Regions from separate parts of the Mus musculus genome. Here all the other regions are linked to region 1. Evidence: chromatin loops called from intact Hi-C (ENCODE). Cell type or tissue: heart. All regions are shown on one strand. Links, peaks and the distances in the headings refer to the core of each region. The heading gives the core; the rest is flanking DNA.

Region 1 (10,487 bases), core at 1,578-9,577:
CTCCAGCCACCTGCAGCTTCCACCTCAGATAGCAAAGCAGTAGACTTCAGAAACCTGTCCTTAGTTCCCTTGCCTGGCAAGTGAGGGTTGGTGACCCGGGCAAGTCTTTGGAGCCACCTTGGGAAGTAGAAGACACCACAGCCACCTGCTTATTGACACCATAGGATAGGATGCTGCAGCCTCCCTGAGCTGGGCCTCCCTGCAGGTGTTCCTAGCCCCTGGTCTGGAGGGTGGTGGAAAAGGAGCCCTTGGGAGGAAAGGCAGGCCACCTTAGCAGATGGACATCATCAGAGAAACAGGCCTGCTGATCCCTCTGCAGCCAGATGCAGGCAAGACTGCAACAGCCAGGCCTGGAAAGCACAGGGGGGTGAAAGATGCTGCCGGAGTTGGCCTGGCTCTCGGACATAAGCTTTCACTCCATAACATTTGCAGTGTTTGAGCCTGTGTCACCACTACTAAAATTGAGGATGATCAGATGTAGCTCTTGGAGTTTAGGAAGGTTCCACAGGTCAAATGATTATTAGCATAGCAGTGGCATGTGGTAGGTGGCAGTTATTTCTTCCTGAATGGAAAGTATACAGAACCCAGTTCCACTGTGTGCTCTGCCCCCCTTCAAAGAGCTTCTGTTTTAGCGCCTCGCCCTTCTCGTGTTTCCCAGGTCCTGCCTGGCAGCCTCTTGGGGGTTGGAGGATGCATCTTGCCAGGCACTGACATCCTTCATCTTCTGCTCTATGTCGGAATGGTCAGGATTGCTGATCTCCGCTTGCTGACGCCCTTTCTACCTCCGAGCTGCCTCGCTTGCCCACTGCTCCCGGAGAGTCTTGCTTCTGCTCGCTCGCACGCTGTTATTTCTGCCCTGTCCAGCTCTAGTCACCTGCTGACACCCCTCCCAAACCCGAGTCAGGGACCTCAGGGACACGTGGACAGACTGAGCGGCCAGCTCCAGGACTGGGGAGGCAGCCCCTTAGCTCCTGCTCTCCCTGTGTCTGCAGAACAACTGGCGGGGCCACTGCTCTGTGGAAGATGCCAGGGCCACAATGGAGCTCTACAAAATCTCTCAGCGACTCAGAGCCCAGCGAGGGCTGCCTTGCCCTGGGACGTCAGACTGAACTTCATCCTCATCCAGGGTTAGAAGCTGCCACTCCTCAAGTTCTCCATGAATGAGACCTGTTTCTAACAACCACTGCCACCAACCACCGCAATGTGTAAAACCAAGAACACTCCCCCATTACAGCAACTCTCTTGCTTTGAGGCAAAAACAACAACAACAACAACAACAACAACAACAGCAAAACCAAAAAAAAAAAAAAACTTTAGTAATAAATGGCTTTGATTTTGTCTAACTGCCCACCACCAGGACCTCTTGTCTTTAGCCCAGGAAATGGGCAGGTGCCTCTTCCTCCACCCATCCCTCACTCCACCCTCATTTCTTCCTTTCTCCCTTTTCTCTTTCCCTCCCCTCCCCAGGTTTATTTCATACATTGTGAAGAGGGCACCGGGCATGGCAGTAATAGGAAAGATGTGCTTTTCCTGACTCTTCTTGAGCCCAGGCCCACCTCAAACTCATGACTGTGCTGACTCGGCCTCCTAGTGCTGGCATGACAGGTGCGGATCACCACAGCCAGCCTAGGTGCAGAGATGTTTGCTGATGTCGTCCTACTTCTGGAGACTGAACCTAGGGCTTCATGGATGCTAGGCAAGAGCTCTGCCATTGAGCCACATCCCCAGCCCTCCCCCTCCCTCCCCCTCCCCCACATTTTGCCATGAATTTTTTTTAAATTTAAACTTTATTTAAAAAGTTGCAAAAAAATAATAACACACCCAAATTAACCATATTCAAAGACCTCAGTGGATGTGCGTATAATTGGAGTAGCCACTTAGAACAAAAGCTGCTTATCTTTTTTTTTTTTTTTTTTAAGATTTATTTATTTATTTATTATATGTAAGTACACTGTAGCTGTCTTCAGACACTCCAGAAGAGGGCGTCAGATCTTATTACGGATGGTTGTGAGCCACCATGTGGTTGCTGGGATTTGAACTCCGGACCTTCGGAAGAGCAGTCGGGTGCTCTTACCCACTGAGCCATCTCACCAGCCCAAGCTGCTTATCTTTACGTTAGATTTTATACGTCTGTGATATTTTTTTTATGCACCATCCACCACCAAAACATAAAACCATAGGGGAGTTAGAACTAGAAAAACAGTTAGCCTTATATCCTCCTTCATGATGCGTCCTAGCCAGTATGGAGCCCTTCCTCGTTCTATCTGGTTGCCCTTTCTCCTCCTCCTGTCTCTCCTTACCCACTTCCTTTTCTCCCTCCCTCCCTCCCTCCCTCCTTCCCTCTCCCCCCCCCTCCCTCCCCCCCCCCTGCCTCCCTGCCATACCATGCCATGGTCCGTGCATGGAGCTTAGAGCACCTCCCTTGGGAGTCAGTTCTCTGCTCCTCTACCACATGGGTCCCAAGGATCAAGCTCAGGTCACATGTAATGACAAATACCTAAATCTACCACTCCGCCTTGCCCCACCTTGTGTCCCTTCCTCCCTTCTTCCCTGCTTTTTCCCACCCAGTACTTCGACTTGAACCCAGGGCCTTGTATGCATTATGTCTCAAGTACTAGCACTTGGCTACGCCCATCCCCCGCCTCACCCTCCTTTTTTTTTTTTTAATTTTTACTTCTAAATTGCCCAGGTTGGTCTTGAACTTGCAGTCCCTCTGCCTCACTCTAGCTACTAGCTGGGACTGTAAGCCTATGCCGCTGGCTTTCCTTAGCATCCTGAATCCTGTCCATTCAAGGAGACCACTTTGGAATCTGAGTAACAGGAGTCGTAAGCCCCCACCACCCTGTTCCTGTTACATTTACAGGGTGGGGCACTGCTACCCGTGCTCCTTGCATTGGGGTCCACCCACCTCATTGCGAGATTGGTGTTGAAGCAGAGGCAGAAAGTCTGGAGTCTGAGGGAACTAGGTCAGGAGGCCAGCGTTGCCCCTTAGTAGCCGTGTGACCAACAGCAAACAACCCAACTTTCCTGTCCTCCACTCCCTCTCCCAACTACTAGCACCATGTCTTCTTGGAAGCAGATGCCAAGTGTCAGTGACTGTCAGCATTTCTTGGGTTGTTGCCAGAATCTTCACCTGGACTCCCGTCTCTAACCCTCATGATTTCCAGGGTAAGAATTCAAATACGAACCACAAAGGGCCAGGTAGAAGACAGAATTTATTGCAAAGCAAGTGCCATCAAGGGGGTGGGGGCAGACAATGGCCAAAGAGACCAGTGACTGGACTTACACACCAGGCAGGCTTGGCGTCACTTCTACAATCCCAAGAACAAAGCCCTGGCATTCCTTTGAGGCCTCTGTTCCAGTCCATGGTGTTTCTCTTTGGAGCAGCTTGCTCTGATTTCCAGGAGGAGGCTCAGTGGTGTGTGTCTGGAATAATGTGGTTTTTCCTTCCTTACTAGAAGGCTCCCCTTTTCATGAACTTCAGGACTCCGTGGAGCCATTTCAAATAGTTAGGCTGTCCAAGGGGGTCCCAACCATGTGACCACCGATACCCAGAAGTCCCTGTCCTTTGTTTTATAGGCTGCAGACTATGAGGCAGGCTCCAGCGCCTAAGCTTTCCAAGCCTGTTAATATCTAACTACCTAACAGAGGCTCCAACCCAGACCAGCAGAACGGGAAGCTACTGGGGACGCTCAGTACCGACTGCATACTGAGTGTGAGCACTCTGTACTCAAGTCCCAGGGTCCCTCAGAAAGCACCTCATGGCTTCACACTGCAGAGGACCAGGCTCACACATAGAGCTTGAAAACAAAACAAAACAAAACAGACACCCCATGTGACCCGACTACAGGAGTCGGGTCCTGGATTAGTAGATCTGCAGTGGAACACATGGGTGAGAACAGTAAGCTGCCTTTGACTCTAATGGGCAGAGACCTCCTTACCCACGCTTGGCATTTCCATCCCAAAGGGTCCTGGCTTTGAAAAGGACTGCTTGAGTGACAGGCAAGTGCAATACGCAGTTACAGTTGACAGCCGGCCTCAACCCAGGAAGCTTGGTCACCTTTCTGGCCTCTTCTGCCTGGAGTACCCATGCAGAAGGAGGTCTGAGGCCCTACAGGTTGGATCCTAAGTAGTCTTGGTTCGAAGATGAGGGGCTCGTGGGAGGAGTACTGAGGATATGGCTAGTTTGTGAATTTGGCATGAGCAAGGCCCTGGCATTGATCCCCAGGACCGCATAAACCAGGCATGGTACTGTATATCAGGAATCTCGGCACACAGGAGGCTGAGGCAGAAAGCTCAGAAGTTCAAAGTCACCATTGGCTACACAGCAGATTTGAAGTTAGCTTAGCCCACTTCATACCTGTTGGGGTCCAGGAGTCGCTCACAAACCACATGAACACCAGTCTCAGTCAGTCAGGGATCCTTTACTGAACGTTCACTCCAGGACTGATCGATCAAGGGCACAGACCAGACTCAGGAGCTGGCTGCAACCATGAGCCAGGATCCTACAGATCTTTTAAGACTTGAAATCCACAAATATCTGCGCCAAGTTATTCCACCAATCAGGATTTGGTGACAGGGGATTTCCTTAGGAACACAACTTTGTTGTACACGTATCCTGTTGTCACTTGGGGTATTCAACTGTGGCAGGGGACCTGCCTTGCCTAACATTCATATCTTAACTCACCAACCAGGATGCCAGTTACCCACATAGAGGTCTCTTTCTGCCAAGTAGGATGTCAGTTCCCAGGGAGGCCTTGGGAATTTAAACTTTATTTGACTCCTACTCTAACTGGAAGTTTCTTATATTGGTGCTGATGTCTCTCTTATGCTGGGGTCCGTCGTCCCAGAGGCAGCTTATAAAGACAAGAAGCCATAAAGGTTTATACATGGGTACAGGAAGTGCTGCCTGGTGGTTGGTTCAGGTCCAAGATCATTGTGGCTAACTATACAAAGCCGTTCTAGCTGACTTCTGTTGCGATTTGGTTTCCAGGAACACCAAAGAACAGAACAGAATCTGCAAACAAGCAGAGCATGAGAAAGTTTCCGAGTAACAGCACAGCAGAACGTTTCCTTGTGCCATGAGTAACAGCACAAATGGCAGGTCAGACAGGTAAAAGTTACCTAGGCCTTAACAATACCCTGTCTCAACACAACACAAAACACAGTTCAACAGATAAAGTTAGGGTCTGAGGGATTCACGTCTGGTCCCACCTCACCCCAAACCTGAGGTGTTTGACTGTGGCAGTGCCTGCCATCTGTGATCCTGAGCTCAGGGAACTTGGGGACTTCCTCCCAGGATTGGAGAGTGCAGTTTATATTCTCTGGGTGCGCTCCTCACCCCCATGCTTACTGCTCTATTGTTTCCTATGAACTTCCAAAATCGACGGATTCATCTACCCCATCTGGCAGTCGATAACCACTAGGTGGCAGTCATGAACCATCAGCCTAATAAGGCTGCCCTGAAGGTTGGAAGTCCAGTGGTGGGGAAAACTTTAAAAAAGCTTGGGTGCTGGTCAGGGACTGCTAGTCTTAGTTTCAGAAAGGGGCTGAGAGCTGGCCCAGGTCCAAGATGGCTCCAAGCCCTCCAACTCAAAGCCCGCCATTCTTTCAGTGGCTTCAAATTCGTTTGAATGGCAGGACAAACCTAGATTCTTAAAGGACTGCTCTGACTAAATTTCCTGCCTCAGGCTGAGATGCTTGGATGCCCTGAAGCCTAGCTTGTTACCAGGGGTACTAAACCCACGGGAAAGCCTGCATCTTGCAAGGGGCCAGCTCCTTATTCCCAGCTGTCCTGAGGGGACTCTCTGGACAAGCCTGGGGAAGGAGGAGGATCCGAGTCAGCACCCGCTCTGAGGGCCCGGATGGGAATGTCCCGAGACTGGCCAATGGGAACAGCGTCAGGGCTGCCTCTGGTCTATCTAAAGCTGCACTCTGCCTGCCAGCTGGCTCTGGCCTCCATTCACCTGGCGCTGTCTATCCTGGGACTGGAGGGGCCTGATGACAGGTGGACCCCTAGGTTATATAGTAGGGATGGTCCCTTACCACTTATGCTCAGGACCCAGTGACAAGTCTCATCTCCAGATGATTTTCTGTCTCATTCTTCTGCCCCAAGTCCTTGACTTTCTAAACTGTGTCTCACAATCTTCTAAATGTTTTTACTCTGACCCCCTGACCAACGTCCCATCATACACCAAACCCACTTTGCCCACCTTCCTCTGACCCCACACATATTAAGTTCTTTAATCAATGGGGTAAATCGGGTAACAATTTGGACCCCTCTCAGCCAGGAAGGAGAAGTGTCCCCTGCATATCTAGGGCTGGTGGAAGGATAGTTGGCATCAAGGATGAGTCACCGGCTGCCACCTAACCCTGAAGCACAGAGGAAAACTTGGGGAGGTATTGGAAATAACAAGCTAGAAATGACCCTGCCTGGCTGAACACACACCTGAGTCACCTCTGACTCAGACCCAGACTGCAGGTTGCCTGCCTCTGGCAAACCCCTGCTTCTTTGCTCCTCCAGCCCAGCAGCTGAATGGGAAAAGCACTCCCTGCTCGCTCATCCACCTAAGAACCTTCAGCACCCCCAGGTCCCTGCCCTGAAAATGTCAATGACCTAGGCACCACAGTCCAGCATCCCTGCACCATCCCGCCCTCTTGGAGGGTGTCAGCCAACTCGGCCTGGTCCGGCTTCCAAGAGTGGGAGCCAGTGCTGCCCAGCTTCCTGCCCAGTGGTCTGTGGGCTGTGCCAGCTTCATGGACAAGGGACTTACTCACCCTCGGAACAATTTCTCCTCTATATGGAAAGAACATATGCTTTTCCTGCTGTGGGATGAGAAAGCTGGAGGGAAAGGCAAGGCCCTGGCCCAGCCCCAGCGCTTTCCTTTCAAGCCACATGTGTTTCGTGGCAGAACCTGGAGGCCTCTGCTCCAGGGAGGCCTCAGGAACAAAGTCTAAACCCAGGACTGCAGGCGGGAGGTCCCAGCCCCTTCTGCTGCCCCAGTCTCTATATCTGAAGCTAGATTCAGTCTTTGCTCTGGGGCTTGGAACAGGTCTGCTTGTCTGATCCCCAATCTATGTCTTGTAGATCTGGGGTGGAGTGGGAGTCCTGAATGAGGGCAGATTTAAAATAAGCATTCTTTCTATGGAGTTAGCATCTTTCCTGCATGGGACATGGAATGGCTGGAATTGTTCAGTACAGACTGGCGTGCCTCTGAAACCCTGTAAGTCTGGCTCAGGATGCGGCAGAGCGAAGGGCAGAATCTGCCAGGCATCGCGCACACAGTCTGGATTTGGCGGCTTTGTTTCTTGGCCCGGTGACTCTGAACAGAATCTGTCTCCTCTCTGGCTCTGAAGCTGAAGCTGGCAGATGAGAGGGACGTCCTCTGAGTGCTCACATGAGGGTCAGAGACAGCCTTGTACATGCTGGCTTCCACCGACACACTCAGGAGGGAGGCTCTGAACAAACATGCAACAAGGTTTTCTGAGTGGGAGACTAGCTGCTGCAGGGATGGAGCGCCACCCGACGGCATCAGCTGGTCCTCTGAGACGGTCATGGTCACAGTCACGGTCACTGCCTGTGCCACTTGCTCCTTAATATCTGGTTAGAATGCTCCTGTGATCTCACACATGAGTTTTTATCTTAGGAAAACAAAAGTGCATGCTCACACCAAAAGTCTGAACCCAGTGTTTCTAGCAGGCAACCTGGGTATTCATGGATGAGTGAATGTTTAGCTAAGCTATACTGTGTCCATAGCATGTAGCTATCGCTCCACGATGTGGGTTACTCTCTAGAGAATTATGTCAAAGTGCAGAATCAGTCCCAGCAGGTAGAGACTGTGTGGTTCCATTTACTGAAATGCCCCGAAATGTCATAGCTCCCAAAATGAGATTAGTTTTGTAGTTGTCAGGGCCTAAGTCCTGGGGTAATGTGAAGTGTAAGCATTCTGAGAAGGGAGCCCTCTCTTAACTGTAGGATTGATTCTCCATGCTATACCCACAGAATGTGTCTGCCATCTCTTGTCCCTGCTGTGAGACTGAAGGATTTCTCCGAGGAAGCCAGGCCAACGGCAATGATCTACACATATTGCTGAGTGGGACCCCTGTTGTAGTTTGGAATCTTAAGTTCTCCCCAAAGGCTCCTTATTGAATGTTTGGTCCCCAGCCTGTGATGCTACTGGGAGGGGGTGGAAACGTTAGGAGATGGGGTCTAATGGAGGAAGTTAGCTCACTAGCTAGGTCCATGCCCTTGAAGGAGACATTGAGATCTTGACCCCTTTCTTCTGTCTCACTCCTTTTCAGCCACCATGAAGTAAGCTCTGCTGTTGGGCCACACAGTCCCCAGCATCATCCTCTGTACCATCTCAGGCTCTGAGTGACAGGGCCAAGCAGTCATGGACTGAGACTGGGGAAGTCGTTAGCCCAGATAAGGCTAACCTCTGCCTGTGCCCCACAGCAGTGGCAAAGCAGCTAAAACACTGCCCAGTACCCAGCTGTGGTTCTGTTCCCTGGCTCAGGGAGGCCAGAGTCAAGGCCACTACAACATGAAGGACGCTCAAACATTCTTCTACTGCATCGGTCTTCAATGTGAGTGGCCAGCAAAGGATGGGAGAGGCCCATAGCAGACAGACAGAAGGGAAGAATAGATAAAGAACAGATAGATATGGGAAGGAAACTCAAAGAGAAAAGGAGAGAAAAAATGAAACTATAACTCATTATACTCAGAAATCAAGAGGTTTTTTTACTCCCCCAAATAAGTGTTTTAAAAAGAATATATTAGGAATAAAAACATTCTTCACAATTAAAGATGTAGCATAAGCTTTAAATTTGGTACCAAAAGATATCAAGTCATTTAAATATTACAGAAGATTAACTGAGACACAGAGAGAAACAGAGAGACAAAGAGACGGCACTCAAATGAGAAAGTTAAAGGACCCAGCCAGGAATTCAGTATCTGAGAGAAAATGAAGACAACACAAGAACACAACTCTTTTCTTGCCTCCAAGGGGATAAGAGGTAGTTTATTCTAGAGCCAAATATGAATGGCCACGGCCTTGGGAACACAGATGCAGGTTACACCAAGGTCCATTCTCTAATGTGCTGGCAGTTTCTTGACATTTTTATAGCAACGAAACAAAGGAAGCCATCAAGAACTTTGAAGACATCAGGCAGGCACATTCATGGGCCTCTGAACGATGAAATCTTGTGGTCTGTTTATACATGCCAATTTTTACCTAATGCTCACAAAGATGTCAGGTCTCCTCCAGATGTGGGCAATAATGCCTTCTAAGGGAGCTAGACAGTCCAAGTTAAATTGCAATTAGGCTCTGGACCTTCAACCTTGGCATCTCAATCTCTCCACAGCGGGTCAAGATGGAATTTCCTTACCTCTAAGGAAGCTTCAGTGTAACATGACGTCCTTCCCAGGAACTTTCTCATTCATAGAAAGGAAGAAAAATTCCCGGAACTGGGGACAGTTCACCAAGATTAGACACAGGGCTTGAGAAGTGCTCAGTAAGATGGCGGGGGAAAAAGGTTACACTATGTCACACCAGTGTGGGAGTTAGATTGCTGTGGATTGAAAAAAAGGACTCGAGAGCCTTCAGAGAGGAATATCAGGGTGTACCCCATGGACTAGGTATCTAAAGGGTGTCAGATGTCTCAGGACCAGAAACTTGAAGAGTATAATGTCTTGTGATCCTGAAGTAGTGTTTCCAGCCTGCAGTCCTAACCTGCCACAACATAGGAAGTCAGGATAAAGGCATATATTTTAAGAAACCTGGGATGGTTTGTGCTTGCTGGTTTTATGTCAACTTGACACAGCTAGAGTTATCTTAAAGAAGGAAACCTTAACTGAGAAAATGCCTCTGTAAAATCTAGCTGTAAGACATTTCTTAATTAGTGATTGCTATGGGAGGGCCCAGCTCATTGTGGGTGCTGCTGTCCCTGGGCTGGTGGTCCTGGTTCTATAGGAAAGCAGGCTGAGCAAGTCAGGGGAAGTGAGCCAGGGAGCAGCACCTCTCCATGGCCTCTGCATCTATCTGCTCCTGCCTCCAGGTTTCTGTTCTGACTCCCTTCCGTGATGAATATGGAAGTGTAAGCCAAATAAACCTTTTCCTCCACAACTTGCTTTTTGGTCATGGTGTTTTATCACACCAATAGTAACTCTAACAAAGACATGGTTCATGCCTATAATCCCAGCATTTCAGAGGCTAAGGCAGGAGAATGGCTCTGAGTTCAAGGCAAGCCTATGCCTTATATTGAGTATCAGGCTAACCAATAAAAAAAAAATCCTGTACTTCCAAATACTTATTTTTCAGATTCCTTTTTAAAGAAGCTATTGTCACACAAATGAAGAAGGAAAATGAAAAATGTCGCTGTGTGAGAGACAGGTGAAAGATGTTCCCAGGAGAAAGGGACGGGGCTGCCTCCAGATACAAGCTGTATGTGTGGAGGCCAGAGAAGCCAGCACAAAGTGCAGGAGAGCT
Region 2 (10,487 bases), core at 1,132-9,131, 220 kb after region 1:
GTGTGTGTACGTGTGAGTATGTATGTGTGCATGTGTGTGTAAGTAAGTGTAGGTGTATGTGTGAGTGTGTGTGTATGTACATATGTATGTATATGTGTGAGTGTGTGTGTGTATGTATGTGTATGTAGTTGTATGTGTGTTTGTGTCTGTAAGTGTGTGTATGTGTGTGTGAGTGGGTGTGTATGTGTATTGTGTAGATGTATATGTGTATGTGCCTGTGAGTATGTGTGTATGTGTATGTGCATGTGTGTGTGTGTGTATGTGTGTGTGCATGTTCATGTTCATGTTCATGTACGTGTGTGAGTGTGTGTGTGTGTGTGTGTGTGTATGTGTGTGTGTGTGTGTAAGCATACCAAAGCAGGATCAAGAGAAAAGGGGTGGCCTGGTTAAAAGAAAAAGAAACAAAGAAAACCAAGGCTTTTCAGGAGATCCCTTGGAGAGCAGACAGGGCTGGGCAGGCTCACAGATCCCACCGCTCTCACCTGCAGCCATTCCTTGGCACTGTTGCTCTGAGCCGTCCAGGCATTGATCTTGCCCTGATTATCCAGCCTTCCCAAGTGGGGGTACCAGCCAAAAGCACGCAGGTTCCATGTCTTGTAGCTGCTGGAGGCTGACATCTGGCTGTCAGGAATTGTGTTATTCTTCAGGCCCAGGGGCTCAGAACATCCTGTGGGCAAAAGGGGCTGTCACCAGTATGTGTAGGTACAAGACGATAAAGGAGAAACGGCTGTGGTTCCTAAACGGCTTTTATTTTGGTTTAGGGTTTGGTTCGGTTTGATTTTTGAGGTAGTATTTTATGTTGCCCAGGCTGACTTAAACTCACTATGCCATCAAGGATGACCTTGGACATCTGGTCCTTGCCTCCACTGCCGGAGTGAAGGAATTACAACCATGCACCCCCACACCTAGGTTATGTGGCGCTGAATGCCGAACCCACGGCTTCTGTCACTCTTACCAACCGAGTGACAACTCAGCTTTTGTTTTTTGAGCTGGATCTAGCTGTGTCACCAAAACTAGCCTTTGAACTCCTGGGCTCAAGAGATCCTCCAGTTTTCAGGAACATCCAGGGCTACACAGAGAACCCAGTCTCAGGGGGAAAAAAAACCTATTAGAAGATCCTCCAGCCTCAGCTTCCTAACATCTGGATGTAGGCCATGATGCCCAACTTAGCATCCTCTTGGACTTCCTATCTGCCTTCCAAGACCAAGTGCTCTCTTAGCCTTGCTTGCTCTCCATTGTCTCTTCACTACAGTCAGCTGGACTCAGCTCCAACCCCACCCCATCCCAACTTGCACCTAGAGGACCACCAAGACCCCCTGACCCACATGGCCAGACTACTCCTAGCACTCCCTCCCTTCCCTCAGGTCACCTCACACAACTGGGTGTTTCCTGGTATCATAGACTTACTTTAGTCACAGAACACACTGAACAAATAAGTAGCTTTCAGCAACCCCATCCTATACATGAGAAAACGGAGGCAGAGAGATGTTGCCCACAACCACAGAGAGGTTGTATCCACATCTCAATAGACCTGATCCTGACCGACACACCGATATGACATCATCCCCCATGCTGGGACCTGTAAAGCCCTGGCCATCCAGCAATGTATAGCAAGCATCCCTACCCTCCAGGGGTTACAGGCTACTGAAGCCCAGGGATTCCTGGAGTTTGGGGGTTGCTTCTGTGCCCTTCCCGAGAGCATTCCTTAAGAGGGCCTTGGCTCACCCCAACATTTCTGGCATGCCGGGCTGTACACCCTGAGAATAGCCTTTGTCCCTGCCCTCTGCCTCCAGGCTCACTCTCAGGAATGGCCGACAAGTTTGCACTCATAGGGCTCCTGGATGAACAGGTAATGCTAGGTAGAAAGGAAAACTCCTGGGCGGATAATTCGAGTCTCTCATACCCTACCGCATCCCCACCCCCATCCCCAGAAAAGCAGAAGAGTGGGTGGGGCAGAGGGGATGAAGAGTCACATTTTCACCTGGGAAGTGTGTCCCCCAAATGCCTGCCTCCCAAACTCGCTGAAGGTGCGGCTGAGCTATCCAATACAAAAGGCTAGACATCATTCTGCTTCCAAAGAGGTTCCTGGGCTGTGAGCTCGTTCATCCTTTGGGCCCAGGACAGGGACATGCTGAGGCAGCCACTACCCTGGGACTACTTTGCAGACATTACTCATTATCCTCATCTCCTAGGAGTGGGACCCTTTACAACCATCCCTGTCCCCTGTCATGAGCCTCCCAGAGAAGGCAAACTAGAGACCATGACCTCAGGATATGCATGCACAAGTCCTTGCCTCTCTGGGGGCCAACTCCTCCCTCCTCTGTGAAGTGAGACCCTCTGTAGCTCTCCACAGACATGGCAGAGCTTATAAACAAGCTGGCCAGGCATGGTGTACCTTCCTGTGATCCTAGCAGGTTGAGGCGGAAGAATTGCACGATCAGGCCAACCTGGGGTGAGGCCCTGGTGTCCTGGAGGCCATAAATGCCCCCAGACAGGGTTGTTATTTTTAGCAGACAGTGTCTTTGGTGATTTGGACTGTATAGCAAAACCCTATCTCTTAAAAATTAAAGAGACACACTCTGGAGATTTAGCTCAGTGACAGAGTACCTGCCCTGGGTAAAATCACTAGAACTGGGGGGCTCAGCGGTTAAGAGCACTAGCTGCTCTTCCAGAAGTCCTGAGTTCAATTTCCAGCAACCACACGGCGGCTCACAACCATCTGTAATGGGATCTGCTGTCCTCTTCTATCTTGTAGGGGTGCATGCAGACAGAGCACTCATACACATACATACATACATACATACATACATACATACATACATACATATTTTTTTAAAACCCACCAGAACTGGAAATTAAACTAAATTAAAAATTCTGCCCCAGCAGCTCCAGAGTAGAGCTGGAAGATGCTGAGAGAGTTGGTCCATGGAGCTCACCACTCTCCAAGCCTCCCTGCACACTCTAGGATGCAGCCCCAGAGACATTCTTATCCTTCAACAAGCCCCAGGACCTTTGTCCTTGCAAGTCTCTACCTAGCATACTCTTTCTAAGATCTTCCTGGGACTGGCTCTTCAGCTGAAGAATCCTACACACACACACACACACACACACACACACACACACACACACTGCTCCCCGCGACCCCATCACTTCCTCCTTCAGACTTCTGGCTGCTAGCTGGCCTTTCTTCTTTTCTCTTCTTTATAATATGCGCCTGAGAGTTTAGGCACCGTATCTATTTATCTGTGTGTTAGCCTGGGTTGCTGTAGAAGCACTGCATGTGTGCAGTACATGGAGGCCAGAAGAGAGCACTGGGACCACCCGAACTGTCCTTCCTCGTGGTTGTGAGCCACCTGATGTGGGCGCTAAAAACCAACCCAAGTCCTCTGGTACAGCAGCAGGTGCTTTGAACTACTCAGCCATCTTGCCCGCCCCCTTCCTTTCCTTTCATTTGCTAATCTCACCTCTGACTCCCTAGAGAGAACAAAAGTAAAAGTTTCATGAGGTCAAAGGTCTCACTTGTTCTTTCCTGGGATCTAAGTATTTAGGGGAAACTTAGTAACTGTCTAAATTAAACAGTTAATTTACCCAAGACACTGTCTGCTAAAAATAACAACCCTGGTCTGGGAAGCCTTGTGAACTCCCAGGACACCTGGGCCTCACCCACTCACATGTACAGTGCACAGACACACAGACACACACACACAGACACACACACACACACATTTGCATCATCACTCTCCAGCTAACAGCCTGGATTACAGAGAAAGGTGGGAAGGAGGCAGAGGGCACAGCTCTTCATTCTCTGTTATGACTCTCAGATTGCCCCACCCCAAGATTTAAATCACTCAGGACTACACTATCCTGGCAACTTAAGAGAACCAGAGGCCTCAAGCCAGCAGTGAAGGCTGGGTGACCCCAGGGAGCAGTGGCCAAACCAGACTGAGTTCTGTCCTTTGCCAGATAAGGAGTCACATGAAGCAAAAGGCAATGGCCCTGGGAGCAGGATAACCTTCCTGGCAAAAATCAATATTCTAAAAGATACTTGTGTGTCTCTCTCTCTGATTATCAGACTACTGAAACAATGGCTGCCAACAGATGCAAATATACCCAGGAATCCCGTGCCTGGAGAAGGGGGAACCTGCCTCCCTGAAGGTTTTATACATTCTAACAACTTGCCAGACCAGGATGAGACAGAAGCCCAGGCAATGATGAGTCAGCAGTGGGCGGGACAACAACTCAGGACTGCTTAGACATGCGTGTCCCTGGCCCTCTACTTAAACTTTCAACACAGTTCAGGACCCCAAAGATGGACTTGAAGAGACTACTGGATCTGTGTCCATCTTCCCTTATATGTCCATATTCCCACGTTTGACCATTAATTTAGTTGTTTCAATTGGCTTCTTGAGCACAAGGGCCAAGTTTGACTTCTTACTGGCTTAACTCTATACTTTTAAAAGGGAAGGGAGTAGGCTTGATGACATATGCCTTTAATCCCAGCACTCGGGAGACAAAGGCACAAGGACAGCCTAGTCTACACAGTGAATCTCAGGACAGCCAGGGCTATGTAGAGCGATCCTATCTCAAAACCAAAACAAAACAAAATAGACCGGGGCTTGGGTGTGGCTCAGTAGTGGCACCTATGGCTAGTATTCACAAACCCCTGAGTCGCTAGCACTTAAGGGGGGAAAAAAACAGTGAGACCCAAAACTCAGCTCTAGGTGGTATCTAAAATGCAGAAACAGGAAACAGTGCCATTGAAGGGAAAGAAGGCACAACCGACTATTCCAAGTATTCTGGCTTCCAGCGGGTCTGGGGCGAGCTCTCCAGTCCAGCAGAGCCAGCCCTGTAGTTACCCCATGTGGCCAGCAGGTGGCGCCATGGCTGCAAAGAGAAACCAGCCTCAAAAGAGACAGTGGGGCTTTAACTAGATGGCAGGATTGGTCAGAAGGTCCACTTCAGAGAGTAATCTCCCTGGTTCAGCAGCAAATCTGTCCCTTTCTAGTCCCCCTGTCTGTAGAAGCACCAAACTCCAAGCTCGATAGTCCTAGAAGCACCTGCATGCTGACACAACGCAGGTGGCAGACGCAGGGAAAGCTCTATGCTTGCACCTCCCGGCTGGGTATCTCGGATGAATAATGCAGCCAGGTGTCCTTCCATCCATTCATTCATTCATCCCTCATCAAAGATTTACTAAGCACCCACGTGTTTGAGGCCCTGGGAACACAGCAACAAAGAAAACAGACAATCCCCCTGCAGTGGTAGAATTCACTGCCTATTCTAGAAGCACCAGGAACCAAAATAAGCAGAAATACTGAGATGTGAAATGACCATCCAAAATGCCCAGAGCAATGGACTGGCATGGCAGACAGCACATAACTGGAACTCCCAGGCGGGACGCAAGGGGTCAGTCTCCACGGTAGCCCCTGAGCAGCTCACAACATCAGAGGAAGCTTCATCTCGGACTCACCGTGCAACTCACAGCCCAGGAGCTCGAAGCGGAGGGTGCAGCCGCGGTGGCACGAAACAGGGTACAGCTTTATGTACTGTGCCTCCAGAGTCGGGTTGAACATGTTAACCTTCAGGCTGTTGTTGTCCAGGTTACCCAAAAACTCCTAGAAGAGAAGGGGGAGGGCTGGAGGAGGAAGCGCGTTTGCCTCTTCCCCTTCGTGCCTGAGAGGCCATCAGTGGGTGGAAGAACAGCCTCCACCGAGCCCACATAGACTGAGCCTGCAGCCCTGGCTTTGACTGTCCACCACCACCATCAGAACAGTGTCCCTGTCACCTTCTTCTTGGTCATCGCAGGGCCTGGGCATAAACTCCAGCTCACGTGGGGCTCTCTAGAGGGCCTCTCTCTGTGTACATCCTCCAAAGACTTTATGAAAACAGCAGTACAGAACTGTGTGGTATCTGTGCTGTAAACGGTGCCCACTTTGTTAATTACACCTTCACAACTGTACACTGTAGCCCTGAAATGTTCAGAATGGAGCCCAAATCTACCACAACCACCACCGCTTCCAGGGCAGGGCACTACTACTCTGAGCCTCTATCGGGTGAGACTGCATCCTGCAACCACAGAACATCAACATGATCAAGGTCTATCCATGTCTACATACCAAGGGACACTGGGAGATTCACCCCAACCCTACCACTCAGGCTTCTCTTGCTTCTCAATCAGTGCTAGACTTTTAGGGGTCCTGACTTTAGACTCCTCTCCTTAGACCCACCTTGTCTCCACCGCTTTCATCCTGGATGAACTCAAACTTGCGTCCGTCGAGGCTGTAAGCCACCTTGAAGGTCTTCAGGTACTCCGCCCTCCCGGCACGGCTGGCACCCTGCGTCATCACACCTGATACCCGCATCTTCCGCAGAAGGTTCACCTGGACCCCGAGGCAAGAAAGATGGGTCTCCTCATCATCAAGTTCCTCCCAACCAAACCCAACGGGCTAGCTCACTGGGTTCTTTCTCCAAGGGGCTGGTTTTTCTCCCGAGGTTCTGGAGCCTACGCTCTGAAAAGCCCAAGTTCCAAGACCCCAAGAGGCCTATGGGTGCCAAAGCCCCTTTATCAAAGGCCATCTCCTCTCATAATTTGCCCACTGGCTCCAGGCCCAAGGCTGCCCTCCATATATAGACACATCACTCGTGGTCACCTCTCTTTGTGTTCCCTATCACCCTACCCTATGTTCTTTCCTACCTGGATCCAGGGCTTGCTATCATAGTTGCTGGCTGTCCAGGCATTGACGATCCCTGTGCGGTACAGACGAGCCAGCTCCGGGCCCCAGCGCTGCAAGCCCATGAAACCCATATACACAGACGAGGCGGAAATCTGTGAATCAGCAATGGCGCCCCCTTCCATGCCCAGCTGTGTAGAACAACCTGCAGGGAGACAGTGACCATCGGGAGCCTAATCCAAAGTTCCACGGCCCGGTTATGTCCACGGGACAAGAGGAGAAAAAACAACGTGGCCTCTGATGAGGACCTAGAGACAGAGAGAACCTCAGACCCTCACTCAGAGCAGATAACACCAAGGGACACCGACAGCAGATGGAAGAGAAGACATCACGGGAGACACGGGAGACAAGGAGCCAGCAGAGTTAACTCACGGGAGGCTAGGTTGTTGGAAAGATCGGGGGTGGGGGCCGGGGTGGGGACGGCAGTATTGGGGACGGCTGTGGTGAACATGTATTCTCCATCCAGGTTGTAGTAGTTGGTCTCTGGTAGGAGAGAAAAGCAGGATGACCTCTTCTTCCACATCCCTAGCCCTGGCTCGCCCAGGAGGAGTGGCTTTGGGAGCAGAGTGGCCTTGGACAGTACGGAACAGCGAAGGTAACTCCACACAAAGCAGGCTTTTCGTCATCTTCTTAGCGCGTGTGTAGTACTGGGGACTAAACTTGAACAAGCTAGGTGAGGCTTCTACCATTGAGCTACATCCCCAGTCCTTACTGCTTTGAGACAGGGACACTCCCAGTTGCCCATGCTAGCCTTGGACCTGTGAGTTCTCCTGCCTTGGCCCCAATTAGAGGCTTTTGGCATCGCACCTGCCTCTCCATGGTACTTTGTAGAATCCCCCTCAGCAGCTTTCTGAGGAGAGTGTAAGGAGCACTCTGCTCTCTTCTGGATCCTTTGCACCTTTGACCACCAAGTCCTTACCCACCCACCCATACGTATGTTAGCACGTCCCCAGCCACAGCCCCATCACCTTTGTGTAACCAGTAACGTGATACCAGAAACTCAGGATATCCATCAAGCCTGTTGGCAAGAGGACCTTTCCATCCCTCTGAAAACCTACAGCGGGTACCCAGGCTTCTGCTACCAGGAATAACCTACAGGACTCTAGTAGTGAAGGCTCGTCCCGAGCAGCTGCTACCAATCTTACAGAGATGGTAAGATGTCAACTGGAGCTGGACGTCCAAGATCTGGGCCAGGTCAGCCAGCTGATGCCTCATACCTACCATCTTCACACCCCAAGGGACCCAAAGGTGCAGCCTTGGCATTGGCACCAGAAACAGTGTAACAAGAAGAGTGCAGTCCCTCTGCCCCCCTCACTCCTGCAGCCTGTGTGGGCACCACCTACCCTCTGTTCCAGGTGCCACAATCCAGCCTAGAGCCAACTCTAGACCTGGCAGCCCAGAGAAGGCTGCGTAGCTAATTCACACCCAGATACACCATGGTTAGCCCGGCTCCACTCGGTAATTAGCAGGCTTGCCTGGCTCCACCCAGCCTTCCACCTGCCTTAGCAATCAGGAGCTCCCCTATCCTCCCCCTACAGATCTTAAGCTCATCTGGCTTTGGTCCAGCCTTCAAAGACCAGGCCTTTGCTCTGTCTCCTTAAGTCAGGGCCATCCCAGGGACTCTGCCTATATTCTCCCATCCTGGGGCCCAGCCCACATGTAGTCGACCCAGCTGGCTCCTTCTTCTATAGTCCCCAGGATGTCCACTTCCTGACCTAGAGAGCTGAAAACTGGACCCCTCACTCACACACACACACACACACACACACACACACACACACCTTCCTCCCTCCCTTATCTGAACACAGCCCTTCCCATGTGACACAGGGCAAGAAAAGCCCTGCTATGCTGCTTAGGGCAGAGTTGGGGGCAGCATGTTGAACTATCACCAGCAATGTTAGCTGGTGCTCACCCAGGGCCCTCTGGAGCCCAGGAGATAGCCAAACAGGTCAGACAGGTCAGCTCCTCCCTATATACCAGGCTTCTAGCCTTCCTATAGCACAGGACAACACAGCCTCCCTCCCCCTCCTCCCTGACCCCTGTGAGCTGGTCTTGGCTCCAAGTTAAACAGCATACCTGTTTCTTCTTGGGGGTGAACAGAGTCCCAAGACTTAACTCTGACATTGTATATCTCCAGGACATGGCATTCCCATGACCTCGGTCCCCACACTCTCATTCCCCACAACACCAGGCCTGGCCTGAAGTCCCAAGAGAAAAAGCTAGGTGTGAAGCCTGGTACGGGACAATGACACGCTCTCTGAACTCTGCCCATTCCTCGGTCTCCACAGAGGCAGCCTCCCTGCAAGTGCCTGTGCCCAGCAACAGGCCCCCCAGTGCTTACCGGTTTCACAGTGGATGCCCGAGTAGCCCACAGGGCACTGGCAGATGTATTCGGTGAAGATGTCCCCACGCTGTGTGTCCAAAGTCACCAGACATTTGGCATCATTGTAGCAAGGGTTTGGGGAGCATGGTCCTGAAAGCGAGGAGACACATCAGATGAAGAGGTGGTCTAAAAAGGGCTGGGAACACAGCAAAGGGCAGCACGTGACCCAGCCTCCAGCGATCCATCCAAATGAGTCTCTTTTCTTCCCCGCCACCACCATCCTGGACCCAAGAGGGTCTCTGAAAGGATCAGTTTGCCCACATACTGAAATCATTGGAACAAGGGCTACCCACTTGGAAGAGACAGGGGAGGCAGGCCATGGGGAGCAGGTACCTCTCTCAGTCTCATTGCACACAAGGCCTGTGAAGCCTTCAGGGCAGAGGCAGTAGATGTCATTGTCTTGGCCCGTCAAGCAGGTGCCACCGTTCAGGCACAGGCTGGAGTCACAGAAGTCACCTGCAACCACAGACCAAACATGATCATTTGGTAAGCACTTAAGAGTCCCGCTACCAAAAAAAAAAAAAAAAAAAAAAAGAAAAGAAAAGAAAAGAAAGAGTCCCACTACCATGTGCACATGCTGGGCCCCTGAGACAGAAGTTAGCTGTTATTCTATCCTCAAGAAACCATCGAGACTAGGGATATAGCTCAATGGTAGCACGTGTCAAGCATTGCAGAGTCCTAGGCACCTGTACTCAGATGCACTTGCCCACACAGAGATATGTATACATAATTTGTAAAAACAAAACAAAACGCAAACAAACACAGGGCTGGAGAGATGGCTCAGTGGTTAGGTGCACTAACTGCTCTTCCAGAGCAGTTCCAGAGGTCCTGAGTTCAATTCCCAGCAACCACATGGTGGCTCACAACCACCTGTAAAGGGATCCAATGCCCTCTTCTGGTATGTCTAAGGAGAGTGACAGTGTACTATCACATACATTAAAAAATAAATAAACAAACAAACAAACAAACAAATAAATCTATCTTTAAAAATAAAAATAAAAAATAGATAAAACAAATCTTAAAATCGGCTAGAGAGATGGCTCAGCGATTAAGAGCACTTATTGCTCTGGCAGAAAACCCTCACACACATATATAGACAATAAAGCAAATACATTTTATTTAAAGCTGATGACAAGGGACTAGAAAATAATATTCTAGAGAGAAGCAGACACACTGAGGACATGGCACGTTCGGGAATGGTTCAGGTGTGACTGAACTCAGGCCAGAATGAGAGGGGCCTTAAGGATGACAAGTTTAGACTTTGTATGCTGCAGTCTGTCAATAACTTTTTAGCCTTCCCAGGCAATGGCTGACAAGTCTCAGACACGCCCCACCACCGCGCGCACGAGCATGTGTGTGTGTGTGTGTGTGTG
Region 3 (10,487 bases), core at 1,323-9,322, 210 kb after region 1:
TCCCAGATCCACTGTCACCATGTATCTGTTCCCATGGGTCACTTGCCCTGCCCAACCCCCAGCCTTCTGACTTCCAGTTGGATTCAGTGAGTGGGAGACAGTGTTGAGATGTGGAAGAAAGAAGACCCCGCCCCCTCCCACCCCAGCTATCGCATCCTTCATTGTCTGTCTCTAGACGGCCACCAACTTCTCTATTATTCCTAAAGCTGTTCTCTTAAAAGTGATCCCTTGATTAAAATCTCCTTGTTGTAGCCATCTAGAGTGAATTCTGCTTGCTGACATGGGAGAAGAAGGGAGTGAGTCAGTCAGCAGGGACTCTGTCTCAAAGCCTTGGGAGGAGGTGAGCTAGCTGCCCTGCTCTCTGTCCTGATAAAGCAGATGAGAGGCTTCAGGCAGGGTCAGACTCACATCTGAGAACCGGCCTTCTGGAGGCAGGCAGGAGGCAGACTTCAGTGCAGCGCACTGAAGTGCCCGCAGGCCTTTGCAAACAGAACTGTATGATTATCGTAGAGGAATGTGGGAGGATGCTCACGGTGTCATTTGTGACGACAAAGCAAAACACAATTGCCACACTGATTGCAAACATGTGGCCTAATGAGAATGTCTGTGCACAAGACCAGAGGAGGCAGGGGCTCCAGACAGAGAGAGAGAAAAGAGGAAGGGAAAAGGAAGGGAGGGAGGGAGGGAGATAGGGAGGGAGGAGAGAGGAAGAAGAGGGGCAGGCAAAGAAATATTGACCTGTGAGAGTGACCAGACTCTGGGGGGGGAACATTCTTGGTCCCAGAACTATTAGTTCCTGCTAGAAAGGAGGGATGGATGCAGAGAGAGCTGAAGATCCAGCCCACTCTTCTCTTTGTTGTATTTGCAGAAAACCTAAAGTCTAGACTTAGCAGCTGTGCTATGCACTGGAGCCACACAGCGCCTGGCTGACAGGAACTGGAAGATCCCTGTTCAAGACCATCTCCATCCCTCTGTATTAGTGGACAGTTTTTCTCAGGAAAAAAAGATGTCCTGCACAACAACATCCAGGCCTGCAGTGAGAACTTCCGGAGAGGCCATGTCCTGATGTTCTTTCTCTAACCTGCTAGAACCACAATAGTCAACCGCTTAGAGATGGGAACCACAGCCTCTCTCCAGCCTAGACATCCTATACCTACAATGGCCCAGGAAGAAGTACCCTTGAACTTAAACTACCACGTCGAGTATCTGTGAGCATAGCTCAGCCTCGCTGTGTTAAAGCCTCTTACTTCATACTCGTGTGACATAACCTTACAGGCTTCTCCGTATAAATACTTGGTCCCCACTTGATGGTGCTCTCTTAGGAGATTGTAGAATGTAACCCAAACACAAAATCATAAAACTAACTGAAGTCATTATGAGACTTGGGGGTTTGCTGTGCCGTATGTGTGCAGGTGTTCGTGGAGGCCAGAGATGGTGTTGGATCCCTATAGTCGGAGTTACAGGAAGTTGTGAGACACCCAAGATGGGTGCTGGGGACTGAACTCAGCTCCTCTGGAGGAACAGAAAGTGCTCTTTACTGATGAGCCATCTCCCCAGGCCTGTGTCTTTTAATTATGAATGTATTTACTTATTTAATTTTTAACTTGATTGCACGGTTCTCAAACATGAACTCTGTAGATGACCACGTAGTATCCCGATGTCAAAAGGTTAGACAGGCAAAGCAAAAGACCCACAGTATCACAAACTCTCACGGGACTCGGGCACAGAGGACAGGTCTTTCTGTCATGGGGCAAGGCTTCCTTGTTCTTGATGGAACTCTCTGAAGCACACTAAGATCATTAGAGGCCAGCTCAGTTTTTAGCACCCAGGTGGTAGCTTACAACTCCAGCTCCAGGGAACCCAGCACCTCCTTCTGGCCAATGTGGTACACAGAGATAAACTCACACTCCCGAAATAAATAGATCTCTAAAAAGAAGATGAGGAGAAAGAGCTAAGTTTGTCAAAATAAGACATGTGCTCAGGTCCATGGTAAGCCTGACATGCAGGATGTCCTAGGTTAGATTCCCCTCCTCTATTTTTTGTTTGTTTGTTTGTTTGTTTGTTTGTTTGTTTGTTTTTAAATTCAGGATTGCGTTGGAATTTCTTCATCCGACCCTGGTTTTATATTCAAAGGCTTCTAGTGCTAAACTCCCTTGAGCCAGTCACATGGGTCGTAACCCTTCACCCTGCTTGTATTCCTTCGTTGGTATGGTGAAAGCTGATTTGGGAATTCAGTTTAGCAAGGATTCAGAAACACACTCCCCCACCCCCAGCCCCACCCCCACCCCCACCCCCACCCTCACCATCTGTTTGCTTCCTGAGCTCTAGACAGAAACCCAGAGTCTGGATGCTGAGGCACACCCATGGATATGCTGAATGAAGCTAGGTGCTTTCTGCCAGCCTTTATCAGAATTCACATGACCAACAGTAATTTGAGGAGCACCTCAACAGTCAGAAATCTCCAGACACCCAAGTACTGGGGAAAGCCGCTAACACCCCAGTGCGATTCCCCACTACAGTGACCTGGTATCCCTTCATTCTTTCAGTCATAGAGAAGGTAGCCACAGCTCAGAAACACCTAGAATTCTACATTGAGCTTTCCCTCCAATAACACAGAGAGTGAGATCCCAAAGCTGGCTTTTCCAGCCTCAGAGACCCTGGAAAAACACTCACAACCTCCAGCCTGGGCCCCAGGCCACCTCCCTGGTTCTTTAATGAACTTCTCATCCAGCACCTTCTCCTAAGAGGTCCCACATCGTAACTCTCCATTCACTCCGCAAGTAAACAGAGACGTGAATCAACTACCCAAAGGCCACACAGCCAGGAAATGACAGAGTAGGATTCTTTTTGCCTGATGTGAATTATGCCCTGTTCTCTGACTGTCAGCACACCTTCCTGGCTACCGTAAAACCAGTGTCAGAACCATCTCCTCCATGGTACAGACAAGAAAACTGGGGCTCAGTAGAGCTAAGATGCATGCCTAAGGCTACCCTAGGGAAGAGCTGGGGTTTGACCTAATTTCCTCAGGAAATATTACCCCGTGCCTCCACCACCAGCTAGGCAGAGTTCTGAGCAATAGAGATTCAAATCAGAGTGCCTCTGGGCCTCGGAGTCACAAAGGGGGTGACAGGCACAGGTGGGACTGCAAGTGACAGGGGAAGATGGAGCAACGAGATAGGTGCTTACTTATTTATTTACTTTCAAAATAGGGTGCCATGTAGACTAGGCTAGCCTTCAACTCTTCATGATGCTGAGGGTGATCTTGAACTTCTGGTCCTCCTAGCTCTCAGGTGTGTGCTACCATGTCCAGTTTTGGGGATGCTTGGGATGAAACCCAGGGCTCTGTGAATGCTATGCCAACTGAGGCACAATCTGAGCTCTGGGTGTTCCTTGCCTGTAAGTCAGGAAAACTTCCAAGAAGATGGGAGCCTTGAGGATTCTGGGAGAAGAGCGTTCATTGCAGGGAGAGCTCAGAGGCCAAAAAGGCTGGAGCCCCAGTGACTTCAAGAAGCAATGCCCATGTGGTGGCTAGACACCCTGTCATATATCCCCTTGGACTTTTTAGAAAGGACGGACAAAGAATCTTCAGAAAAGGCATGGTGTGAATCTGATTTACAGTCTTCAGGGATGGCGCTGAGTGACTTCTGACCTCCAATCAGTTGTGTGTCATCCACACCAAACACAAAGAATGGCCTCCCCCGAGCCCTTCTGACTCTACTCCAGTCTGACTTTATTAGCACTATGCAAGTGGAGAGTCTGAGGCTAGCCCTGCAGGTGTGTAGCCTTCCACCAGGGAGGTGTCAGAACAAAAAAAAAAAAAAAAAAAAGAAGAAGAAGTTAGCAAAAGAAGATTGCACAGTGCCCCAAAGCCACATGGCGGGGGAGAATTCGTAAAACCCGAAGATTCATGTTTGCTGGCTGCCTTCTGAGTAACCCTGGGTAAGTCATCTGGCCTCTTGGAATGTAAGGCCTCCCCGCTTCTGAGACTGAAGACAAGGGTGGCCCCAAAATGCTAAGGTTAACCACAGAGCAGAAGCCTGGGTGGGCGTCAGAAGCAATATCTAATGCCCTTTATCACTGATGTAGGAATAGGTGTCTCCACTCCACCCTGCCTCAGCCAACAGCCCCTTCTGACTTCAAACCCAAGGAGACTACTAGATTCATGGGTTCTGTTCTGACTCTGTGCACTTAACCAGTCTGCCCCTGGACAAGTATCTGAGCCTCATTCTCTTCATTCATAAAAGGCTCCACACTGCCAGTCAGAAAACGCTCTTTGGAACCTCAGCAGCTGTGACTGTTCTTAACAGTGGACGATCTATCTCCTTTCCGAGCAACCAGGAGAGAAGCAGCCACGCTTGACCTCTCTTCACTGTTGCGGAAAAGTGACCCACCAGGAGACTTTGTTTATCTCCCGCTATTATCTGAAGTGTAGAGGAAATTCTCCGCCGTGATCACTGGTCCTCTTTCGTTTCAGAGCACCACTGTCTAAGAAGCATCCAAAGAGAACAAAATTAAACTGAGTCTTGACAGGGAAGGGACAAGATACCACCTGTACCATATTCTCGCTGCAACTGAGACACTGGTTTAGTTCCTTAGACACCGGCAGAGGGCAGGATTGCCCCCCAGGTCCACTAGGTTAGTTCAGGAAGGCATTTGACATCAATGCCCTGTTACAAATAGGCTTTACCAAGCCTTTGAAGTTCCGCCACCATCACCCGCCAGGTTCTGGCGAAGGCAAGAGAGGGGCATTTTCTACCAGCATTCCAGGCCTCCTGGTGCCAGTCGCTGGAGGGAAGCAGATCTCCTTGGGTCCTCATCCCTTTCTTCCGGAGCAGAGGTGCTCCCTGGGTCAGCCCTAGAAGCCCTTGTCCGAGCAGGATCGCAGGTGGCTGGTGACCACCCAGTGAGCTGGGGGTTAGGGCTGGGCCTTTCCTCCCAGGCCTCCTCTTTGAATGTGACCAGCTTGCACCCAGAGTTTGCCACGGTGCACTCCTGTCCCTAAGGCAAGTGGGTGCTCACGGTGCATTTTATCCCTAAGATTCCAAATAGACTAAAAGCACGCATCCTCTGCTCACTCCAACCCAGGTTGTCCCCAGCGCCCCCACCTCACACACACACACACACCCGCCCCACCCAAGGTCTCTGGTGGCTCCTGCTGCATCCGATGGATGCCTGGAACAGAGCCGGTACGGAGCTACTGAGACAGTACCAACAAGCAGAAGGCAACAGACCTCAGGCTCCCCAAGCTTCGCTGTGGTTTTACTTCTTGGTAGCTCCCAAAAGGGCCGCGTGCAAGTCAGCCGCCGTATGGCTGTTAATGACATGGCAGAGTCCCTCAGCCCCTAGTTCCTTCTGCCCTCTGTTCCCTGTCTTCTATCCCCATCCTTCTCGGCAACCACAGGGTCCCCTAGGCTAGAAGGGAGAAACCTGCATGCACAGCTCCCCGAAACACAGCCACCCCCAGCCACGTGTACCGTCCCCAGAAAGCTCTTCGACGGCTCCAACGCTTGGGGCCACTGCGACACGCTGAGGCCACAGGCTGTCCAGGTCCGAAGCAGCAGAAGAATTTGGGATCTTGAATGGCCTGAGAGGAAGCGGCTTCCAACAAACACCGCGCTCCCGCCGGACCAGCCCCTTAAAGGTACACAGTCCCTTTCCCTCCAGTCCCAAAGGCCTGGCCCCGGGGGAGTAGCTGCTGTTAGGGCTGGAATCCAGACCTGAAACCTGGAGCTGCCGGCTGGCAAGATGCAAATGGAGACTCAGGAGTCGTAGCTGTCACATCTTGGAGGAGGAGTCAAAAGAGGGGTGGCAGAGAATTGTTTATAGAGGTGGGAGGTCCCATTAAAATACCCAGGCTTCTAAAAAGGGAAGCCCCTTCAGCACTCTGCGGGTGGGCTATGACTGCCCTAGATAGATCAGGAGTATGCTATGTATTCCTGCTTCCCCAAGAGCGGAGGGATGACAACCTCCTGAGCACAGAGATAAATGGTTAGCCACACACATAGACCACCCCCAGGAGATTGGGGGTGGGGGGTGTAAAGCAAGAATAGGGGGGACACTCCTCTAACAGAGCCCTCTTGCAGGCAGCCCTCTGTCCCTCAAGCAGCCACTACTCAGGATGCTTCTGTTTGGACAGGGTGTTTTCTTTCCTGTCCAAAAAGACCAGGTCCTGACCTACATGGCCTAGTTGTTTCAACAGAGAAATCTAAGGAGGTCCTTCAGCAAGGGCTGAGAGAAAGGCTACAGGGTCGGGAGAGCCCTGACTCCCTCCCTCCATGTGTGTGTGTGTGTGTGTGTGTGTGTGTGTGTGTGTGTGTGTGTGTGTGTGTGTGTCCCAGCTAGGAACAAACCAAAACACAACTTCTGTGGCCAACCCTAAGTTCCCTCTAAAATGAATACCAGGCACACTGGCAAAGGGAGCTGTTCTCCAGCAGGTTAGGGAGGGAGCTGAGCCCTGGAGGTGCTGATGAGGAAATAAACAGGATACAAGTACCAATGAGGAAACTCCCACAAGCCTCTGTGGCTGTGGCTGAGCCAGGCTTGGCATCCTTGCTCTGTTCTCTCCTTTAGTCCCAGCAATGTCACGGATTCGGCCTTCCTATTTCCATATTTTAGATACCAGAAGCCCAATGTCACTCAGAACTAAGATATAAGCAGATTGTCTGCTCTGAGAATTTAGGCTCCAGGCTCCTCTGCCATATTCAAACTAGGATCAGGCAGAGGCAGGAGAGGTAGTCTCAGAGCTAACAGCCTCTGGTTTTGGAAGCAGACTTGTGGTCAGCCAGAAGGGTCTCTGTTGTCACAGCAAGTGATAGGGTGGTCAGTAAGCAGAGAGAATATCAGGTCTGGCTGTCTAAACTGTAGACAGGAAAGGAAAAGAAAAACCAAAGTCAGAGTGAGGGGCTCTAAGCTAGGATCCCAGAAGGGAGACATTCCCAAGGCTGTGGCCAACACATGCAAGGCTACATAGAAGGAACCAAGAAGCAAACTTGGGCAATATTAGTCTCCCATACCAGTTGTGTGTGTGGGGGGGGGGGGGGGCTGTGTGCCCCAACTATCATCCACCCACTTGCCCAGCAGCCCAGATTAAAAAGTCTGGCCCACAGAAATGGCTGTGTGGTGTGAGCCAGGTAGGGAGAGGTATCACTTCCTCTCCTGGGTAGTGGGTCCTAGGAGGCAAAGCCATCCCAAGCAGTGTGTCTAAAAGGATGTTTCTCCCATCACCTGCTGGTCCCCAGGGAAGGCCGGGATCAGGGGCTGGGGTAGTGCCCCCAGGAGGGAGGACTGAGGCCAGCAAACCCCAGGAAGACTAGATTCCAAGTTCCAACCACATGACTCTCCAGTGAAATGCTGAAGCGAGGCTTCAGGCTGAGATGCCCTCGGGCCCAGCAGTCTCCCATATCTCTTCTATGGGGAGAGTACCACTGAGCCTCTTACTCTGCCCTGCCCACAAGAAGCCCTGGCAACAGCAGACAGCTCTCAGGAAGAAGCACTCCCAGCTGAGTGTCCCTGACGTGCTTGCAGACAAACCTACTTGTTCTCCCTTTAGCCGCCAAGTAGCTGCTCTTCTGCTCCCCAGATAGCCATAGTGTAGCTCCCGAAGCTTAGCTGAGACATAAATCTTGAAAATCAGGGTGGCTGTTTCAGTCAGTCTCTTCCCAGCCAGCTAGCCACCCCTCTCCAAAATGAGGCACGGGCCAGCATAGCTCTTACTGGCAGAGCAGGGAAGAGCGCCCCCCCCCCTTTCCTCCCACCAGTGGACTCTAGGAAGCAGCATGCTCTTTCCCACAATCCTATTTGACAACCCCTCATCCCTCCCTTCCTTTCCACACTGCACCCTTCCCCCACCCACCATATCCAGTCTACCATAGACCTCTTTCTCTGAAAGCCAGGTTTGTTGGGTTTCTTAAAAAAAAAAAAAAAAAAAAAAAGTCTCCAGCCCAGCACTCCCATTACAAAGAAAATGGAAACTACCAAAGGAGAACCCAGTACCCAAGCCTCGGCCACCTTCTTAGTGAGGGAGAGGGAGGGGAACAGTCCCAGGAACTACCTCTCTGCCAGGCCCTCTCTGGCCCTTCACCAGGTGGCACTGCAGGCCAGATCCAGAGCAGCATAGAAGTGGAGATGACAGGGACATAGTGAGTCAGACTCGGAGGACAGGGAAACCTCCTCCTAACTGCATCCACCCCTAGCGGCCCCACCCCCCACTCCTGCTCTTAAGCTATTTGCAGTCTGGCATGAGAGTGTTGGGCTCAAGAGGACAGGGTTAGAGGTCGAGGCAGGGAGCAGCACCGGGCAGTCTGGCTAGGACAGGGCAATGAGGAGGCACAGAGGGTCCAGTGGAGAACACGAATGTATTTTGGAATCTGCTTGTTAACTTGGGTAGCAAGCCAGCAGAGGTCCCACAGCCAACCTGTCAACCACCCAGAGCCACCGACCTCTCCAGACCCGCCAGTCTCCTTGTCAACTGAGGCTCCAGTGCAAGGGTCAAGAGGCGTCTCAGGAGATAAGAGGCAGGACCTGGTGACCCAAGGGACAGCAAGCGGACGTGGGCCTCTCCTTCCCGGAATGGAACATGGAGGAATGTGTGGTGTGCAGAGAGGGATGGGCAGTCAGGGGCTCCCTTCAGTCCTGAGTCAAGCCCTGGCAGGAAGTTTAGGACTTGGGGTGGTTGGTACAGATAGCCCACATACCCCAACTTCACTCTTCTTCTCTATTCATCTCAGACCTGTCCAACTCCCCCAGAATGCCTGAGAGAAGGGGGCTAGCAGGAGGCCTGTGGGGGCTGCAGGGTGAGGGAAAGGGTGAAGGGCAACTCTGAAATCCCCTGGCCCTTCCTGCCTCCAGCCCCAGTACAATCAGAAGGGAAGGCCAAGAAGGTCGTCAGCCACAGAAGGCAGCAGGGCCTGGGAGGCAGGGCCAGGAGGCCCCTCAGCCTCTGGCCATCCTCATCGTTTGGGCTGGCAGGACTGAGCATTAACAGCCCAGCAGCTCCAGGCGCAGGGTGATGCGGTTATGCCAGGACACTGGAAGGACACGCACGTAGCGAGCCATGAAGGGTTTCTCGAAGATGTTCTTCTTGTGGGAGTTGTTGTCCAAGTTGCCCTGGAAGACCTGGAAACCACTGGAGTGTCAGGAGTAGTGCTCCACAGTCGGCCACCTCCCCCACCCATCAGAAACCCACAGTATCCCAGGAATTGTAGCCGGACAGACACCCACCTTGCTGCTTCCTTGCTCCTCATATACAGTCCACTGCACACCATCATCACTGTGGGCTACCTTGTAGGACGCCACATACTGGATGTGGCCAAAGTCACGGGCCCCCTGGGTGATGATTCCTGTCACTTGCCTCTGAGTGCCCAGGTCAACCTACAGGAAAAAACAACATTGTTCTAGCTTGGAGCCTTCTTCAAGAAGGTGTAAAGACAGACACACTGGGGATGGCCTGCTAGCGCATTTCCTCCTTGTGCTGGCTAGTCCTATGTCAACTTGACACAAGCTAGAGTTATCTGAAAGGAGGGACCCTCAAGTGAGAAAAAAAAATGCCTCTCTATAAGGTTCAGCTGTAAGCATTTTCTCAATTGGTGATTTGTGGGGGAGGGCCCAGACTACTGTGGGTGGAGCCATCCCTGGGCTGGTAGCCCTGAGTTCTATAAGAAAGCAGCCGAGCAAGCCATGTGGAGCAAGCCAATAAGCAGCATTCCTCCAGGGCCTCAGCATCAGCTCCTGCCTCCAGGCTCCTGCCCCATTTGAGTTCCTGCCCTGACTCCCTTCAATGATGAACAGTGATATGGAAGTGTAAGCTGAATAAGCCTTTTCCTCCCCAACTCCTTTTTGGTCATGGTGTTTCATCCCTGCAATAGTAACTCTAAGACACTCTTCCATAAAATGAGCATAAAGCCATGTATGGTGGCTCACCTAAAACCCTATAACTCGGGAGGCTGAGAATGGAGAGGAAGTCCAGCCTGGCTACATAGCAACACCCTGTCTCAAAATACCAAGAACAGAATATATAGTTCAGTGGCACAGCACTGGTCTGGAATGCCCAAAACCCAGAGTTCTATCTCCAATGTGAAGGAAAAAATAAAGACACATAAATAATGCACTTTGACACCCACGAACTCCAGCACGGTAAAGCTCGGTGAAGTGCATTTCAGAAGTTCCAGGCCTTGGCCGACCCTGCCAGCTCCTGCATCAGATGTATGTTGGGGTATGATGGACAGGCCAAGACACCACAGCCTATATGAGTGAGAATTGCTTCTGAAACCTGTCAGGCTGCCTGGAGCAGGTGGCTCTTGATGAACTCAACTCCGACTGAGCACCTCCAGCCCAGGTTTGTCCTTGCCCTATCCTTGAAACTGACCCCTAGACAGGCAGTCCCCAGATCTAGGCTATAAGCTCAGCTCACCCACAACCAGCAGGTAAGCACCACACAATCTTCCAGGACTCAGTTTCCCCATCTGCATTCTCCATTCTCTCCTGAGATT

The links. Peaks named below come from ENCODE experiments on the same cell type or tissue, not always from the same donor. Only the 100,000 strongest peaks of a DNase experiment are listed, where the experiment ranks them.
Region 2: it touches region 1 in a loop (2.7-fold over the local background); 2 of 42 quality-filtered maps call a loop at or near these places.
Region 3: it touches region 1 in a loop (3-fold over the local background); 2 of 42 quality-filtered maps call a loop at or near these places.

The regions. Positions count from the first base shown.
Region 1 is chr7:78,919,054-78,929,540 of GRCm38, forward strand. It overlaps Isg20 (interferon-stimulated protein), which reads left to right. Exons shown (of 4, transcript NM_020583.5): 4 at 993-1,343. The coding sequence ends at 1,109. Among named protein-coding and RNA genes, the nearest start is that of Isg20, 11 kb to the left of the region's middle. In heart, for the core only: a CTCF peak has its summit at 5,423 (motif pointing right); a DNase peak (open chromatin) is centred at 5,438; H3K27me3 peaks cover 2,679 bases.
Region 2 is chr7:79,136,175-79,146,661 of GRCm38, forward strand. It overlaps Mfge8 (milk fat globule-EGF factor 8 protein), which reads right to left. Exons shown (of 9, transcript NM_001045489.1): 2 at 9,448-9,570; 3 at 9,073-9,204; 4 at 6,695-6,876; 5 at 6,228-6,380; 6 at 5,471-5,615; 7 at 483-667. Among named protein-coding and RNA genes, the nearest start is that of Mfge8, 7.6 kb to the right of the region's middle. In heart, for the core only: no CTCF peak of the experiment used is centred there; a DNase peak (open chromatin) is centred at 4,877.
Region 3 is chr7:79,125,433-79,135,919 of GRCm38, forward strand. Hapln3 (hyaluronan and proteoglycan link protein 3) reads right to left here and starts at 5,586. Exons shown (of 5, transcript NM_178255.3): 1 at 5,475-5,586. It overlaps Mfge8 (milk fat globule-EGF factor 8 protein), which reads right to left. Exons shown (of 9, transcript NM_001045489.1): 8 at 9,220-9,369; 9 at 8,336-9,114. The coding sequence ends at 8,977. In heart, for the core only: CTCF peaks have their summits at 4,617 (motif pointing right) and 8,088 (motif pointing right); a DNase peak (open chromatin) is centred at 5,589; H3K4me3 peaks cover 1,397 bases; H3K27ac peaks cover 3,165 bases; H3K27me3 peaks cover 604 bases.